2 separate regions of the Homo sapiens genome follow, and region 2 is linked to region 1. Evidence: read pairs that join two places in POLR2A ChIA-PET (ENCODE). Cell type or tissue: Caco-2. All regions are shown on one strand. Each heading gives the region's core, and the rest is flanking DNA. Links, peaks and the distances in the headings are about the cores only.

Region 1 (9,654 bases), core at 800-8,799:
AAAAGTTACAGAAATCAGTCTCTTGTCCAATCAAAGTGGTCATTAGGGCTGGTGGCCGAGGGGAGCGAGTCATGAGCCAGCGTCTGGCGGCAGGTGAGATGCAGCTGTGTGAATGTGGCTTCCCTAGAGGCTGGTGCTTGTTTAGCTGCTAGAGAAAAAGAAAACCTCAGCAGGGCACGGTGGTTCATGCCTGTAATCCCAGCACTTTGGGAGGCCGAGGCTGGCAGAATACGAGGTCAGATCAAGACCAGCCTGACCAACATGGTGAAACCCTGTCTACTAAAAATACAAAAATTAGCCGGGTGTGGTGGTGCATGCCTGTAATCCCAGCTACTCAGGAGGCTGAGGCAGGAGAATGGCATGAATCTGGGAGGCGGAGGATGCAGTGAGCCGGGATGGCCCCACTGCACTCCAGCCTGGGCAACGGAGTGAGACTCCACCTCAGAAAAAAAAAAAAAAAGAAAACCTCATGGCAGGCAGGACATAAGTCAGTGCAGCGTGTGTGACTTCACCCTGCCTGGTGCAGCCTCAGGTCCTGTTGATAATTTGGCATCTTACTGCTGTATTCAGCCCTGCCAATTTTTTTTTTTTTTTTGAGACAGAGTCTCACTCTGTCTCCCAGGCTGGAGTGCAGTGGTGCGATCTCGGCTCACTGAAACCTCCGCCTCCCAGGTTCAAGCGATTCTCCTGCCTCAGCCTCCCGAGTAGCTGGGATTATAGGCGCCCGCCACCACGGCCAGCTAATTTTTTTATTTTTAGTAAAGATGGGGTTTCATCACGTTGGCCAGGCTGGTCTTGAACTCCTGACCTCAAGTGATCCACCCACCTCATCCTCCCAAAGTGCTGGGATTACAGGCGTGAACCACCACGCCTGGCCCAATCCTGCCAATCTTATGGTCTCTATTTCAACATTCACTCTGGGCATTTGTGTCTAAACCACAAAAGGGAGGGGCTCTAACGAGCTGTATATGTCCTCCTGTCCCGTCCTAGCTGGGAACTCAGGTGTTAAGGTTTCTCTGGGGTCTCCTTGGCTAACAGGCGTCCTTTTAGTTGACTGGGAGCTTAGAATTTTATTTTTAGTTCTCAAAGCTAATCTGAAAAGGCCGCATGCTGTATGATTCCAACTATACAACATTCCGGGAGAGGCAATCTACCCAGACAGTAAGAATCCTCAGTGGTTGCCAGGGAAGGGAGGGGTGAATAGTGGAGCTCGGGGGAATTTCGGGGCAGGGAAGCCTCTCCTGACACCATCATGGTGGATACCTGACCTCATGCACTTGCCAGGACTCCCGGAACGCAAGACGCCAAGACTGGCCCCCAATTCGAGCTGTGGACCCTGCGTGATGGGGCCAGGTCAGTGCAGATTCGTCGCACAGCAAGGACCCAGCACCAAGGCAAAGGCGCTAACAATAGGGGTGCAGAGTGTGTGTGAGGGGCGAGGCGAGGGGCACATGGGGGCTCCGTCTACTTTCCACTCAGCTTTTCCATAAACCCCAAACTGCTTTAGATAGTAGAGCCTATTAATTTTTAAAAAAGTGTAGCTATAAAAATTCCAAGAAAAGAGAAGGAAGAAAGTGGATGACAATCAGTATAATCTTGAGGGCATCCACGTGGCCAATGGACTTGTGAAAACGTGATCGGCTGCAGGCCCGCCTTGGCTGAGGGACCCCCTGCCGCACCGGCCATTCCCCCCACAAGCCCAGACTTCCTGGAAGAGCTGGGGTCCTGCGTGCCACCTGCTCCGCCTCCTTCGGCCTGCAATGGTTCATTCTGTGTCAGCTTGGCCAGGCCGCAGGACTCTGATGTTGGTCAAACAGCAGTCCAGAAGTTTCAGTGAAGGTATTTTTCGAAGATAAAATTACCGCTGAGATCAGTAGACTTTGAATCAGCAGGTCAGCCTCCGCGACACAGGAGTCTCATCCAGTCTATGAAGGCCGGAGAGAAAGGAGAGAAAGGAGGATGGAATCCTGCCTGCAGGCATCTTTGGATTTGAGTGGCTACTTCGGCTCCTCCTGCGTCCCCAGCCTGCCTGCCTGCCGTAGTCATGTGAGCCAATTTCTCCAAGTAAGTTTCTCTCTCTCTGTCTCCACATTCTATTGGTTCTTTTTTTTTTTTTCTTTTTTTGAGACGGAGTTTTGTTCTTGTTGTTTAGGCTGGAGTGCAATGGCGCGATCTCGGCTCACTGCAACTTCCATCTCCTGGGTTCAAGCAATTCTCCTGCCTCAACCTCCCAAGTACCTGAGATTACAGGCATGCGCCACCACCCACGGCTAATTTTGTATTTTTAGTATAGATGGGGTTTCTCCATGTTGGTCAGGCTGGTCTCGAACTCCTGACCTCAAGTGATCTGCTTGTCCTGACCTCCCAAAGTGCTGGGATTACAGGCATGAGCCACCACTCCCGGCCTATTGGTTCTATTTCTCTAGAGAACTCTCACTACTACAGCTACACCTCCCTGGGCCTCAGTTTCCCCTTCTGTCCATCAGCGAGGCCGAAGGCTGCCATGGGCTGAGGTCTCACACCCGGCGCTCCTGCCCCTGCCCCTGATTCCGGGGCAGCCTGCATAGGCCAGGCAGTGGTCGAGGCCCACTTTCCCCGCCCAGCAACTGTGGTTCAGCGGTTCAGCGGCTGACCTCCCAGCCCAGAAACAGAAACTCTTTTTCTCTTGCAAAACAGAAAGTGTCCCCATTAAACACTCACTTCCCGCTGGCTCCCCCGACCCCGGGCCCCACCGTCTGCTTTTTCTGCCTATGAACCGGCCCACTCTGGGGACCTCGTGTGTGGGGAGTCACACAGTGTTTGTCCTTTTGTGGCTTGTGCCCCTCGGTGTGACGTCCTCGAGGTTCCTCCACGCTGCGGCGGGTGTGGGAGCCCTTCCTTCCTGAGGTGACTCCCTCTGTGCGGAATCACCGTGCTGTCCGTTCCTTCCTCCGGCGGTGGACACGGAGCTGCTGCTTCCACATGGCCGCTGATTGTGAATTGCGCTGCTGGGAATGGGGTGCACTGACTTCCATCTTTTTAAGGCTGAATACTCCTCCATGTATGTAATAACTTGGTTTTGCAGGTTGAATTGAGATAAAAACTGAAGACCCCAAACCAATCTTGGATTCTGTGGCTAAGCAGTTGGGGACGACGGTGCCCCCGTGCCCGGGGCAGGCATCCTGCGCTCTCACAGCCCTGGCCAGTGGCACCGGCAGTGCCCCTCCGGCCACACCCCGGCCAGGTTTTCTAAGGCTGGACAAACACAGGGGCCCCCACTGGTGGGTGCGGCAGACTGACTGGGGTCAGAGGTATGGGGAGAACACGCGGAGATCCACCCAAGAAGGGGAGCGATTGTGCCACAGTCGAGGGGGCCACGGCGATGGTGTGGTCACACGGCCTCGGTCACCCTCCAGAGGACCCTCCACATCCTGAACTCTCCAGAATCTCAGGAGCCTCACCCAGACTCAGAGCGAGGTTTGTCCACACTGGAGCCCTGACGCACGAGGGTAGAGACCACCAGGACTCACACCGCAGCCCCCCATGCGGCCCCACCAGCCCCCAGGGCCTTGGCGCTGCACCCAGATCGCCAGCCCGGTCTCCTGTAGCCCGAGGGTGGGTTCCCTTTCAGAGGCCCCCCGCTCACCTTCGCTCCTGCTGGGAGCCCTGGGCGGACTCCCCCCCACCCCGCCCAATTCCAAGGACCCCGGGCTCCATCCACGAGGCCCACAGGACCCGCGGTCCCCCGTGCAGAGTAAGGCGTCCAACGCCCACGCACTCCGCAGACCCGGCCGGTGGGTGTGGGCGGGGCTGGGGTGGGGCGCAGGGGTGGGGGCGGCGCTGCAGGGTCGGGGGCGCGGGGGCGCGGGGGCGCGGGGGCGCGGGCGTGGGTGGAGCTGGCCGGGCTCAGGGGCCTGGGACACGGGGCGGGGCCGCGCCTCTCTCGCTCCGGGTCCCACGCGCCCCGGCCTCCTCCCGGCACTGTCCCCCGGGGAGCCCCGAGGCCCGGCCACACCCAGGGCGCTCCTGAAGCCGCCGCAGCTGCTGTGCGAGGCCGGGCCGACCCGCCTGGGGCGCGTGGGTGGGGCGGGAGCGCAGCCGCAGCCCGGCGGCGACACAGGCCCGGGGCCAGCCGGGGACGGAAAAAGTGAGTGCGCGGCGGCGCGGGGCGGCCTGACGGGAAGGCGGGAGGCGAAGTGCTGACTGCGCCGCGGTCTCTCAGCCGCCAACACACCGCGGACGCCCGGGGACAGCGACCGCTTCCTCCCTCCCCGCCCGCCTTGTCTCTTTTTGTGAGTATCGATCTGAGCTCATGTTCTTTTTAACGTACTCAAAGTGTGTCAATCAATTAGGCTTTTTTTTTTTTTTTTTTTGACAGGGTCTTGCTCTGTCGCCCAGGCTGGAGTCAGTGGCACCATCGTGGCTCACTGCGGCCTCCACCTCCGGGACTCCAGGGATCCTCCCGCCTCAGCCTCCCGAGGAGCTGGGACCACCGCACCTGGCTAATTTTAAAATTTTTCCTTAGAGACAGGATCTCACTTTGCTGCCCAGGCTGGTCTCAAACTCCTGGGCTCAAGCGACCCTCCCGCCTCGGCCTCCCAAAGTGCCACCGTGCCAAGCCTCAGTTAGGTTTTTAATTTTAATTTGGCATTGTTTGATGCTCAGACTGCTGCCGTGTCATTTTCACACGACAGCAAGTTGGGGACAGCGAGTTGTTCTGTCCTGCGCGTGTGTCCCCTCATGGTCTTGAGTGACCTGACCCTCTGTGGGGAGCCCTGAGCCTCCTCCCTGCTCCCGCGGCCCCAGCTCTCAGCTGATGGAGGCTCCGGGGCGGGCTCAAGCCCCCGGCCGGCTTTGGACGGCTTTGCCGTTGCCGAGCCAGCGCCGTGAGCTCGTGGGCTCTGCGTCTGCACATGTTTGCCGGTGACCTCTGGGAAGTGTTTCGACGAGGATGGGGGTTGAGGGGGCAAAGGGCAAGTGCCCACCGCCTACCAGACAGCACCGGTGCGTCTCCAGCTCGGCTTCCCCGCCAGCCCCTCAGGCCTGCTCCCTGCTGCCTCGCCAACAGCCGCACCGTTGTCAGAGCTCTGTCAGCCTGGTGGATGTAGTTTCAACTTGTATTTTTGTTGAGAGAACCTGAACAACCTTTCATTGTTTAAGGGATATGGGTATGCACGCAGGCACTGCCGTATATACATATATTGTAGATACACACGTCCGCACACCTGTACACACACACCCACACACATACCCCTGTGTATGTACATACACACATTTGTATGCACACATATGTCTACACACGTGTAGACACGTGCACACACAGGCTCACGCACACACATTTTCTCTGAGCTGTTGGGTTATGTCTCCTGCACTTTCTCGTGTATTTTTGACCTTGCTTTTTCCAGACTCTTAGATCTTCCTACGACTGGCATATTCGCTCTTTTGTGGTGGTGCAAACATTTTCCCTCAGTTTGTTTATGATTTTTTTTGCCAAGCTAAAGTTTTTTGTTTTCCAATATATGGAGTTCAGTGTATCAGTCTTCTCTTTAATTGTTGCCTGATGTCCTTTATTCATTGGGAATGCCTTCCCCTCCCACACTGCAAGAATGCACCCACGGTTTCTTGTTTCTTGTAGGGTTCCTTTTTTTTTCTTTTTTGAGACGGAGTCTTGCTGTGTCGCCCAGGCTGGAGTGCAGTGGCATGATCTCGGCTCACTGCAAGCTCCGCCTCCCGGGTTCACGCCATTCTCCTGCCTCAGCCTCCCGAGTAGCTGGGACCACAGGTGCCCGCCACCATGCCCGGCTAATTTTTTGTGTTTTTAGTAGAGACAGGGTTTCACCGTGTTAGCCAGGATGGTCTCAATCTCCTGACCTTGTGATCCACCCGCCTCGACCTCCCAAAGTGCTGGGATCACAGGCGTGAGCCACCACGCGCGGCCAGGGTTCTTTTTGTATGCTTTTCTCTCTGCTGCATTTGGGATTTTGTGCATATGAGTCTAACTTAATACTTTTCCAGATGGCTATCCCTATCCCTGGGCAGTTGGTTAAAAAGTCGTTTTTCCCCTCACTGATTTGGGTCGCAGGGACTGGGCCTGTTCCTGTGTCTTCTGGTGCTTATCCCACCCTGTTTTCATTACAGTAAGTTTCCCCTGAGCTCATAAAGCTGGTCCTCTTTCACTTTCTTTTCATGGTTTTTTTGGCTGTTACTTGCTTGTTAATTTTTCCATATGAGCATGGTAGTTCCAGAACTGTGGTTTTTACTGGGATCGTATTAAATTTACAAATTGTATCGGAAGAACGTGCATGTTTGCAGCTGTGGCGCCTCTTCGGGGCCCGGGGGTCAGGGTGCCTTTGATTGAGTTCAGCCTCTGCGGCAGCTTTCCCACGTTTCTGGCTAGGTTTATGCCGGGAGCATCTTCTCTCTTGCTGTCCTAGATGAAACATCGCCCGCCACTCCGTCTCCTAGCGCACTGTGCTGTGAATGGGGTGAATGGGTGTATGAGAGCCGTGAATTTTGGACGCTGGCGCGCTGCGCTGTGAATGGGTGTTTGAGAGCCTTGAGTTCTGGATGCTAGCGCGCTGCGCTGTCAATGGATGAATGAGAGCCGTGAGTTCTGGATGCTGGCGCGCTGCGCTGTGAATGGGTGTTTGAGAGCCTTGAGTTCTGGATGCTGGCGCGCTGCGCTGTCAGTGGATGAATGAGAGACGTGAGTTCTGGATGCTAGCGCCCTGCGCTGTCAATGGATGAATGAGAGCCGTGAGTTCTGGATGCTGGCGCGCTGCGCTGTGAATGGGTGTTTGAGAGCCTTGAGTTCTGGATGCTGGCGCGCTGCGCTGTCAATGGATGAATGAGAGCCTTGAGTTCTGGATGCTGGCGCGCTGCGCTGTCAGTGGATGAATGAGAGACGTGAGTTCTGGATGCTGGCGCGCTGCGCTGTGAATGGGTGTATGAGAGCCTTGAGTTCTGGATGCTGGCGCGCTGCGCTGTGAATGGGTGTTTGAGAGCCTTGAGTTCTGGATGCTGGCGCGCTGCGCTGACAATGGATGAATGAGAGCCTTGAGTTCTGGATGCTGGCGCGCCGCGCTGTCAGTGGATGAATGAGAGACGTGAGTTCTGGACGCTGGTGCGCAGCGCTGTCAATGGATGAATGAAAGCCTTGAGTTCTGGATGCTGGCGCGCTGCGCTGTGAATGGGTGTTTGAGAGCCTTGAGTTCTGGATGCTGGCGTGCTGCGCTGTCAGTGGATGAATGAGAGACGTGAGTTCTGGACGCTGGCGCGCTGCGCTGTCAATGGATGAATGAGAGCCTTGAGTTCTGGATGCTGGCGCGCTGCGCTGTGAATGGGTGTTTGAGAGCCTTGAGTTCTGGATGCTGGCGTGCTGCGCTGTCAGTGGATGAATGAGAGACGTGAGTTCTGGACGCTGGCGCGCTGCGCTGTCAATGGATGAATGAAAGCCTTGAGTTCTGGATGCTGGCGCGCTGCGCTGTGAATGGGTGTATGAGAGCCTTGAGTTCTGGATGCTGGTGCGCTGCGCTGTCAATGGATGAATGAGAGCCGTGAGTTCTGGATGCTGGCGCGCTGCGCTGTGAATGGGTGTTTGAGAGCCTTGAGTTCTGGATGCTGGCGCGCTGCGCTGTCAGTGGATGAATGAGAGACGTGAGTTCTGGATGCTAGCGCGCTGCGCTGTCAATGGATGAATGAGAGCCGTGAGTTCTGGATGCTGGCGCGCTGCGCTGTGAATGGGTGTTTGAGAGCCTTGAGTTCTGGATGCTGGCGCGCTGCGCTGTCAATGGATGAATGAGAGCCTTGAGTTCTGGATGCTGGCGCGCTGCGCTGTCAGTGGATGAATGAGAGACGTGAGTTCTGGATGCTGGCGCGCTGCGCTGTGAATGGGTGTATGAGAGCCTTGAGTTCTGGATGCTGGCGCGCTGCGCTGTGAATGGGTGTTTGAGAGCCTTGAGTTCTGGATGCTGGCGCGCTGCGCTGACAATGGATGAATGAGAGCCTTGAGTTCTGGATGCTGGCGCGCTGCGCTGTGAATGGGTGTTTGAGAGCCTTGAGTTCTGGATGCTGGCGCGCTGCGCTGTGAATGGGTGTTTGAGAGCCTTGAGTTCTGGATGCTGGCGCGCTGCGCTGTCAATGGATGAATGAAAGCCTTGAGTTCTGGATGCTGGCGCGCTGCGCTGTGAATGGGTGTTTGAGAGCCTTGAGTTCTGGATGCTGGCGCGCCGCGCTGTCAGTGGATGAATGAGAGACGTGAGTTCTGGACGCTGGCGCGCTGCGCTGTCAATGGATGAATGAGAGCCTTGAGTTCTGGATGCTGGCGCGCTGCGCTGTGAATGGGTGTTTGAGAGCCTTGAGTTCTGGATGCTGGCGCGCTGCGCTGTCAGTGGATGAATGAGAGACGTGAGTTCTGGATGCTGGCGCGCTGCGCTGTCAATGGATGAATGAAAGCCTTGAGTTCTGGATGCTGGCGCGCTGCGCTGTGAATGGGTGTATGAGAGCCTTGAGTTCTGGATGCTGGTGCGCTGCGCTGTCAATGGATGAATGAGAGCCGTGAGTTCTGGATGCTGGCGCGCTGTGCTGTGAATGGGTGTTTGAGAGCCTTGAGTTCTGGATGCTGGCGCGCTGCGCTGTCAGTGGATGAATGAGAGCCGTGAGTTCTGGATGCTGGCGCGCTGCGCTGTGAATGGGTGTTTGAGAGCCTTGAGTTCTGGATGCTGGCGCGCTGCGCTGTCAATGGATGAATGAGAGCCGTGAATTCTGGACGCTGGCGCGCTGCGCTGTGAGTGGGTGTTTGAGAGCTGTGAGTTCTGGACGCTGATCTCACAGGCAGCACTCTATGGCTTTCTCATTGCCTGTGGTCATTTTCCATGGGACCTATCGGGTTTTGCGGATGGAAACCCACATCATGTGCAGAGCCCCCGGGCAGCGTTCCCTGCCAGGCCTGATCTGCCGGATCTCACCGGGAGTTCCCAGAGCTGCGAGGTCTCTGTGCCTGTCCCTGACACAGGCATGGGGTCCAGGACTGGGCTCCAGGATGGCAAGCAGAGAATGAGCCCCGGGGTGTCAGTGGGTGTTTGGCTGCGGTGCCCGAGGGCCTGGCAGGGCTCCTTTCCCTGCACCGTCCCTGCTGCTAGCTGCCAAGGACCGCAGCAGGGTGATAGGGCTCCAGCAGACGTGACCCCGCCTCCCCCGCTGCCCCCACCCTGTGTACTTAGGGAGGGACCCGCAGATGCTGTGTCCCTCATAGCCCAGGGCAGCCCTCCCACCCCGCTGTGGACGCCCTGGCACCAGGTACCACCCCTGCCCGGAGGGACTGGTAGGCATGGGGACACGGGGGCTATGGAGCAGGCACAGTCACTCAGGGACACCCATGCCTGGCCAGGAAGCCTGGGGCCAGGGGGCCGTGGGACCCCCCTAAAAGGCCTGGGCTTGGGGAAGATGGTGTCCCCAGCCCCGTGATGTTGGAGGAATTTTTCACCGGAGGGCTCTACATGTGAGTGGGGCAAACAGGGCGAGGAGGGCCTGTGTGTTTCTGGGACAGCGAGGGGAAGGCCTGACTCAGGCCAGGATCCAGGGGAGCCACCAGCACCCTCCACACACAGCCTCAGCCTGGCTGCCGCCTTGTCCCTCCCTGGAGGCCTCCCTCCCTCCTGCCCACTGCCCCCACAG
Region 2 (9,084 bases), core at 974-8,973, 150 kb before region 1:
TCACTTTCTCTGCTTAGCAGAAGAAATGGTAGGAACTGCATTTCCCAGAATCATCTGTGTAGCCCTGGATTACAGTCTACCAGACGAGGCACTCTTACCTTTCGAGGCGATTATTCTTGGGAGGCACCCTCAGCCAGAAATATAGATGAAATTCAAAGCTGTTCTGTTTTCAGAACCACCTGCCTCTGATGTAGACCAAGAAATTGCTGGTAGCTTTCTAAGTGTTGAGTTTGCATTGGTTTTTTCCCCATGAGCTCTTGAGACCACCACCCACTTCAGTGCTTTGGGCTGAGGTCATTGGCAACAATTTCCCGGACTTTACTCCCAGCATTTGTGTAAGCTCGCGATTATATTATCATTGCATACCTAGAGTAGCTTTATGTTTTCCAGACTGAAGCCTCCCCAATTCAGTTTGGGGTTCTGGAAGGATATGGGTTATATTGTTATTACCAGTTATGCCCTTTCTTCCTTTTTAATTTACTTTTATTGCTTTTATTTTATTTGAGACGGAGTCCTGCTCTGTCCCCCAGGCTGGAGTGCAGTGGCGCGATCTCAGCTCACTGCACCCTCCACCTCCCGGGTTCAAGCTATTCTCCTGCCTCAGCCTCCTGAGTAGCTGGGATTACAGGCGCCCACCACCACGCCCGGCTAATTTTTGTATTTTTATTTTATTTTTTTGAGATGGAGTCTTGCTCTGTTGCCCAGGCTGGAGTGCAGTGGCGCAATCTTGGCTCACTGCAAGCTCCACCTCCCGAGTTCATCCCATTCTCCTGCCTCAGCCTCCCCACTAGCTGGGACTACAGGTGCCCACCATCATGCCCGGCTAATTTTTTTTGTATTTTTTAGTAGAGACGGGGTTTCACCGTGTTAGCCAGGATGGTCTCGATCTCCTGACCTCATGATCCGCCCATCTCAGCCTCCCAAAGTGCTGAGATTACAGGCGTGAGCCACTGCGCCCGGCCAATTTATTTTTTAATTTAATTTTTTTTTTGAGACGGAGTTTCTGTCTTGTGGCCCAGAGTGGAGTGCAATGGCATGATCTTGGCTCACTGCAACCTCCACTTCCCGGGTTCAACCTATTCTCCTGCATCAACCTCCCAAGTAGCTGAGATTACAGGCACCTGCCACCACGCCCAGCTAATTTTTGTATTAGTAGAGATGGGTTTTCACCATGTTTGCCAGGCCGGTCTCAAATTCCTGACCTCGGGTGATCCGCCCACGTCAGCCTCCCTAAGTGCTGGGATTACAGACGTGAACCACTGCACCTGGCCTACCCTTTCTTCCTTTACGTCAAGCTTAGTGGTGAGACTTCCAAATGGTAATGTAAAGTAGTCTGCTGTCATGTGCCCTGTTCAGGCAGAAGCTTTAAAGGGTGTTTTGTGGTTTGGTCCCTCCCCTTCTGCCCCCAGCATGAACACAGCATGTGCACAGTGAGGGCTGGTTTTTCACCCCAGATCCTGTAACAAAGGCCCATGAAGTACAGCCGTTGTAGCTGATGGGCAGCACCAGCAAGAAGTAAACCATCGTGATTTCGAGTCACTGAGACTTCGGGATCCTTTGTTACCACAGCACAACCTAGCGAACGCTTACAAGTACTAAGAATAGTACTTACTATTCCCTTACATAGATAAGTAATAAAAGTAATATCCTTTTTTCTGATTGATGTCTCCTTATAAAATTCCATCTTGTTGCCTTCCAGAGGATGAAGGGGATTGTAGTAAGGAAGACCACCTTCCAGAGGATGAAGGGGATTGTAGTAAGGAAGACCACCTTCCAGAGGATGAAGGGGATTGTAGGAAGGAAGACCACCTTCCAGAGGATGAAGGGGATTGTAGGAAGGAAGACCACCTTCCCGGGGCTGGGCAAGGCTGCGGTACTGTCTCTCATCAGGTCCAGGAGGACTCAGCAGGCTGATGCAGAGGGACACAGCGCATCCGCCTTGGTGGATGCATGGCTTTCCTGGCTCCCCTGGGACGGGGGAGGAGGGTGAAGATGGAGGGAATCTGGCTGGCTGGGCCTTGTGTACTGGGGGGTGGAGGGCCCATTTGACTGCAGGAATTGCTCAAGCACATAAGCACCTTGAAGTGTGTTACTAAGATACAAGAAACAGGTTTGCTTTTGCCTATTCCAGCATGGTGTACCTCTCTTAGGATACCTTTTAGCACAGGTAGCAGAATACCAGCCAGCCTCCTGTGGCTCACAGCATTAAGATATTTAATCATCTGACATTACATGAAGTCCAGTGTTAGGCAGGCAGGAGCTGCTCCCGTGACTCAGTGACATCAGGTTGGTCCACATCCTAGCAGTTCTCTTGGTGTTCCTGCGTGATCAAAGGATGACTGCCACACCCCAGCCTGCTGACCTCAGCCCTGGCGTGGGCATAGGAGGGTCTGCGTGGCTGAGCATCCAGTGTCCTTCGTACTGCCACTGACAGCCTCAGGCCTGATTTCCAGCACTGTCTGTCCAGGAGCAATGGGAGCAAGAGTCACTCCACGAGACTCTGGAGGCCTGATAGGTGAGTACATCCACTTTATAGGGGAAATGGTGGGATGCTGGGTCTGTGTGGTCAGAGATACAGGTGAAATGGAGTTGGCCACAGGCTGATAATTGCAGAAAGATGCAGGTGAACACATGGGTTCGTGGGTTCATTAGGTTCTCTGCTTGCTTTTTTTTTTTTTCTTTTTTTCCCAGACAGCCTCGGTCTGTTACCCAGGCTGGAGTCCAGTGGTGTGATCTCAGCTCGCTGCAACATCCACCTCCTAGGTTCAGACGATTCTCCTGCCTCAGCCTCCCAAGTAGCTGGGATTTACAGGCGCCCGCCACAACACCCGGCTAATTTTTTGTATTTTTAGTAGAGACAGGATTTCACCATGTTGGCCAGGCTGGTCTTGAACTCCTGACCTCAGGTGAGTCCACCTGCCTCAGCCTCCCAAAGCGCTGGGATTACAGGCGTGAGCCAGCGCACCCAGCCAGGTTATCTGCTTTCTTGTGTTTGAGATTTTCCATTTAAAAAAAAGGACCTGGGTGTTGTGGCTGACACCTGTAATCCCAGCACTTTGGGAGGCCGAGGTGGGTGAATCATTTGAGGTCAGGAGTTCAAGACCAGCCTAGACAACATGGTGAAACACCGTCTCTACTAAAAATACAAAAATTAGCTGGGTGTGGTGGCACATGCCTGTAATCCCAGCTACTTGGGAGGTTGAGACAGGAGAATCACTTGAACCTGGGAGGTGGAGGTTGCAGTGAGCTGAGATCATGCCACTGCACTGCAGCCTGGGTGACAGAGTGAGACACTGTCTCAAAAAAAAAAAACAAAAACAAAAAAACTGAAGGAGCAGGAAAGCTCTTTTGCTAGTCCCTGTTTCTTAGTGTGCTGCAACTTCCACCACGCAGGGAATAAAGTCTCTCACCGTCAGTGGGCTGGGGCTGTCACGACAGACTACCTTAGACTGGGGAACTGAAGCAATAGGCATTTATTGGCTGGAAGTCCAAGATTAAGGTGCCCGACAGATTGCTGCCTGGTACGGGCTGTCTTTTAGAGTTGCACATAGCAAAGAGAATGCTCTGGTACCTCTTCCTTTTCTCATGAGGGTACCAGCCCTATCGGATTAGGGTTGCACCCTTATTGAAACCATCCCTGGCCAGGCATGGTGGCTCACACCTACAATCCCAGCACTTTGGGAGGCAGGTAGATTGCTTGAGCTCAGGAGTTTGAGACCAGCCTGGGCAACATAGACTTATTTGTAGATTTATTTATCTCTACAAAATAAATAGGTGGGCGTGCCTATAGTCCCAGCTACTTGGGAAGCTGAGGTGGGAGGATCACTTGAGCCTAGGAGGTTGAGGCTGCAGTGAGCCATGGTTGCGCCACTGCACTCCAGCCCAGGTGACAGAGTGAGACCTTGTCTCAATTTTTAAAAAAATATAAAAAAAGAAAACCGTCACTAAAAACACAAAATTAATCAAGGAAGAGGGGAGGGGGAAATGGAATAACCGAGCTTGCAGCACACGCAGCACCAGTCATGTGGTGAGCCCCTCTGAGCTGGCGCCTCGTGCCTCAGAATCAGGTAGACTCTTGTTATAAGATTACAGTTACCCTTAACTGCTCCAGAGATAACAACTTGAACATTATGAAACCTTAACTTTTCCCTTTGAGATTTTTTTTTTATTTTAATTTTTTTTTCTTTTTAGAGACAGGGTCTCACTCTTGTTCAGGCTGAAGTGCAGTGGCACAATCGTAGCTCACTGCAGCCTTGAGGTTCTGGTCTCGAGTGATCCTCCTGCCTCAGCATCTGAAGTATCTGGAACTACAGGCACACACATCTGGCTTTTTTTTTTTTTTAAATACTGACGGGGTCTTGCCCTGTTGCCCAGGCTGGTCTTGAACTGGTGGGCCCAAGCGGTCATCCTGCCTCGGCCTCCTGAAGCCCTGGGATTGCAGGCATGAGCCACCACGCCCAGCCTGAGATTCTTTCAGGCCCTGCATACCAGTGAAAGTACTGATGCCAGCTGCTCTGAAGGACCCCACAGGAGCTGACTCAGCAAGGAATGCAGTTTCCACATTCTAGTGAATCATCCTCCTTACCCTGGCCAGTCAGCGACCCCCATTTTCCAGCCCCTCACCTTCCATGATCCCCTTAAAAACCTTAGCTCAGAACTCCTGAGGGAGATGTATTTGAGGAGACGTCTCCTTTCACCTCCTCACCTGGGCCTTGTTAAACTCTTTCTCTGCTGCAAACCCTGCTGTCTGAGCATCATGGGTCTGTTAACTGTGCAGCAGACACATGAAAACTGTTGGTCCTATCACATTAGGACTTCATTTAACCTTAATTAGCTCCTTGGCCAGGTGCGTTGGCTCACGCCTGTAATCTCAGCACTTTGGGAGGCAGAGGCGGGCAGATCACGAGATCAGGAGCTCGAGACCAGCCTGGCCAACGTGGTGAAACCCCGTCTCTACTAAATATACACAAATTAGCTGGGTGTGGTGACGGGCGCCTGTAATCCCAGCTACTCAGGAGGCTGAGGCAGGAGAATTGCTTGAACCCAGGAGGCGGAGGTTGCAGCTGAGATCGCCCTATTGCACTCCAGCCTGGGCGACAGGGCGAGACTGTCTCAAAAAAAAAAAAAAAAAAAAGCAAAGCTCCTTAAGGGCCCTATCTACAAACAGTCACGTTGGGGGTCAGGGCTTCAACACAGGAATTTTGAGGGACACAGTTCAGTCCATGTCCTCACCTGCTCCCAGGAGCTTCGAGTTGTGCTGGTACTCACTGCTCTGCTAAACTCCCAACCCTCCTTGCAGGTAGATGTGGCATGTGGACCTTCACACAGCAGGCTTGCATCCCCTACGCTCTCCGACATACCCCTTGTTGCAACCCAGCCTTGACCAGGCAGACGATGGCAAGGCCCTTTGTGGACAGACACCATACAAGAAGGAATGTGGGTCCCTGAGAGGCCCCATGGAGTGTGCTGTCCCGCCTGTTCACATTAGAGTTGTTGCACTGAGAAATACAACTCTTTTTTTTTTTTTTTTTTTTTTTGAGACTGAGTCTTGCTCTGTCGCCCAGGCTGGAGTGCAATGGCGCAGTCTCGGCTAACTGCAACCTCCACCTCCCAGGTTCAAGCAATTCTCCTGCCTCAGCCTCCCGAGTAGCTGGGATTACAGGCACCCACCACCATGCCTGGCTAATTTTGTATTTTTAGTAGAGACGGGGTGTTTCACCATGTTGGCCAGGCTGGTCTCGAACTCCTGACCTCAGGTGATCCACCCGCCTTGGCCTCCTAAATTGCTGGGATTACAGGCATGAGCCACCGCGCCTGGCCCTCTCTGGCAGTTTCTAAAACAGGGTCCCTTCAAAAGGGTTTGCCAGTTTTGTGTGTGTGAATGAAAGAAGACAAATTGATCTCTGGGAGAGTTATATTTAATATATGATATGTGAGGGCCAATAACCCTTAATAATAAAGATTTTTTTTTTTTAGACAAAATACATGAAGACCAGTTTCTACACAGAGAATCACTAAAAGATGGCCAGGCGCGGTGGCTCACGCCTGTAATCCCAGCACTTTGGGAGACCGAGGCGGGCGGATCACAAGGTCAGCAGATCGAGACCATCCTGGCTAACATGGTGAAACCCCATCTCTACTAAAAATACAAAAAATTAGCCCGGCGTGGTGGCGGGCGCCTGTAGTCCCAGCTTTTCGGGAGGCTGAGGCAGGAGAATGGCATGAACCTGGGAGGCAGAGCTTGCAGTGAGCCAAGATCACACCACTGCACTCCAGCCTGGGCGACAGAGCGAGACTCCATCTCAAAAAAAAAAGAATCAGTAAAAGATATAAAGGAGAAAAGGACAGAACCACAAATAGGCAACAAATATGTTAAAAAAAAGTTTAGCTTCACTTAAAATGAAATAAATGTGATTAAAATATTTAAGGTTGGCTTTTTCCCCCCTCTAATGAGTTAGCGAAGGTTAAACATTTAAAAAGCCTGATGAAATCTAGGGTTGGCAGAAGTATGGAAAGCAACCAGTGGCCATGCTGGTTGGTATAACCTTCCCTTTGGGCAATTCATTTATAAGTATCAGCACTTAAAATGTGCAATACTCGGCCAGGCATGGTGGCTCACACTGTAATTCTAGCACTTTGGGAGGCCGAGGCGAGTGGATGATGAGGTCAGGAGTTCGAGACCAGCCTGGCCAACATAGTGAAAACCGGTCTCTACTAAAAATACAAAAAAAATTGGTAGGGCTTGGTGGCGGGCGCCTGTAGTCCCAGCTACTTGGGAGGCTGAGGCAGGAGAATCGCTTGAACCCAGGAGGAGGAGATTGCAGTGAGCCGAGATTGCGCCACCGCACTCCAGCCTTGCGACAGAGCAAGACTCCGTCTCAAAAAAAAAGGACTGGTAAGACAATGTGGTATTCTTGCTCCTCCTCCCACTGTTAGTTGTGGGTATAATGTTTCTCCCATTCAACCTGGGTCGGCCCCAGTGACTTGCTTGACCAATAGAATGTAGTGAGGTGATGTCTTAGGGCTACCAAAGTGAGGTCACAAGAGCCGGTGGCTTCCACCCCAGCCTCCTGGGACTCTGTGAGACCCGCTGCTACTGAGACTGCTGTGCTGGAGAGGCCACATGTGGGTGTTCTGGCCCACGGTGCCAGCTGACATCAGCCTTCCAGCCACCCCAGTGATCTCTTTTCTGTCACACTGGACAGGACAGTCACCTGGTGGAGCTGCTGAAATTCCTGGCACGCTGTCACATATAACAAAATAGTTCTTGGCGGCACGGTGGCTCACGCCTGTAATCCCAGCACTTTGGGAGGCCAAGGTGGGTGGATCACAAGGTCAGGAGTTCAAGACCAGCTTGGCCAATTTGGTGAAAGCCCATCTCTACTAAAAATACAAAAATTAGCTAGGCATGATGGCACGCGCCTGTAGTCCCACCTACTCAGGAGGCTGAGGCAGCAGAATTGCTTGAACCCAGGAGGTGGAGGTTGCAGTGAGCTGAGATCGCGCCACCACACTCCAGCCTGGGTGACAGAGCAAGATTCCGTCTAAAAAAAAATGGTTCTTTTAAACCACTAAGTTTTCAGGGGTCTGTAAGGCGGTGATACATAATGGGAACAGATACTTGCAGTTCTATGTATAGCCATGTTCATTACAGCATGATTTATGATACTGAAATATTGGGAACATCTGTAAAGAGTTTGTTAAAGTCTGATACACCACTACAATGAAATAGATCTAGTCAGTGGGACAAAGCAGGGTGAGTAAAGCAGGGCCAGATGCTCACAAGGAGTATTCAGCTAAAAATGTAAGACAGGCTGGGTGCGGCAGCTTATACCTATAGTCCCAGCATTTGCGGAGGCCAAGGCAAGAAGATTGCTTGAGCCCAGGAGGTCAAGCTGCAGTGAACTGTGATCACACCACTGTCCTCCAGCCTGGGCGACAATGTGAGATCCTGTCTCAAAAAACAAAACAGGCTGGGCTCGGTGTCTCATGCCTGTAATCCCACCACTTTGGAAGGCCGAGGCGGGCAGATCACGAGGTGAGGAGTTCGAGACCAGCCTGGCCAACATAGTGAAACCCCGTGTCTACTAAAAATACAAAAAATTAGCCGGGTGTGGTGGTGGGTGCCTGTAATCCTAGCTACTCGGGAGGCCAAGGCCGGAGAATCGCTTGAACCTGGGAGGTGGAGGTTGCAACAAGCCGGGATCTCGCCACTGCACTCCAGCCGGGGTGACAGTGCAAGACTCCATCTCAAAAACAAAAACAAAAACAAAAACCCCCCAAAACAAAAAACAAAACAGAATGAAAAGTAGTAGAAAAATGGTGAGTCAGTAAAAGAACAACCCCATGAAAAAATGGGCAAAAGTGCTGGGTGCGGTGGCTCATGTCTGTAATCCCAGCACTTGGGGAGGCTGAGGCTGGAGGAGTGCTTGAACCCAGGAGTTGGAGACCAGCCTGGGCAACATAGATACCCCAACTCTACAGAAAAAAAATTAAAAATTAGCCAGGTGTCATGGTGTGTGCTTGTAGTCCCAGATATTGAGGGCTGAGGCAACAGGTCCTTTGAACCCAGGAGGTCGAGGCTGCATGAGCCATGATTGTGCCACTGCACTTCAGCCTGGGTGACAGAGCAAGACCCTGACTCTAAAAATAATAATAACCAAGGCTGGGTGTGGTGGCTTATGCCTCTCATCCCAGCACTTTGGGAGGCCGAGGCGGGCAGATCACAAGGTCAAGAGATAGAGACCATCCTGGCCAATGTGGCGAAACCTTGTCTCTACTAAAAATACAAAAATTAGCTGGGCATGGTGGCAGGCACCTGTAATCCCAGCTGCTTGGGAGGAAGAGGCAGGAGAATCGCTTTAACCCAGGAGGCGGAGGTTGCAGTGAGCCGAGATTGCGCCACGGCACTCCAGCTTGGGTGACAGAGAGACAGACTCCGTTTCAAAATAATAATAATAATATAATAATCAAAAATTGGAAGTAACCAAGATGCTCTTTAATAAGTACATGGGTGGCCAGGGGCTGTGGCTCATGCCTGTAATCCTAGCACTTTGGGAGGCCGGGGCAGGCGGAACACAAGGC

Evidence for each region. ChIA-PET counts read pairs that join two places held together with the same protein. Peaks named below come from ENCODE experiments on the same cell type or tissue, not always from the same donor. Only the 100,000 strongest peaks of a DNase experiment are listed, where the experiment ranks them.
Region 2: POLR2A ChIA-PET joins it to region 1 with 10 read pairs; 8 of 35 experiments call an interaction of 5 or more read pairs at or near these places.

Annotation. Positions count from the first base shown.
Region 1 is chr2:241,840,208-241,849,861 of GRCh38, forward strand. It overlaps LOC124905350 (a long non-coding RNA gene), which reads left to right and starts at 3,960. Exons shown (of 2, transcript XR_007088410.1): 1 at 3,960-4,271; 2 at 4,358-6,273. RefSeq lists silencers at 1,719-1,878, 2,810-3,104 and an enhancer at 2,482-3,179. In Caco-2, for the core only: no CTCF peak of the experiment used is centred there; a DNase peak (open chromatin) is centred at 4,024; H3K4me3 peaks cover 629 bases.
Region 2 is chr2:241,688,139-241,697,222 of GRCh38, forward strand. It overlaps a transcript of ING5 not described here. Among named protein-coding and RNA genes, the nearest start is that of DTYMK, 5.9 kb to the left of the region's middle. In Caco-2, for the core only: no CTCF peak of the experiment used is centred there; no DNase peak of the experiment used is centred there.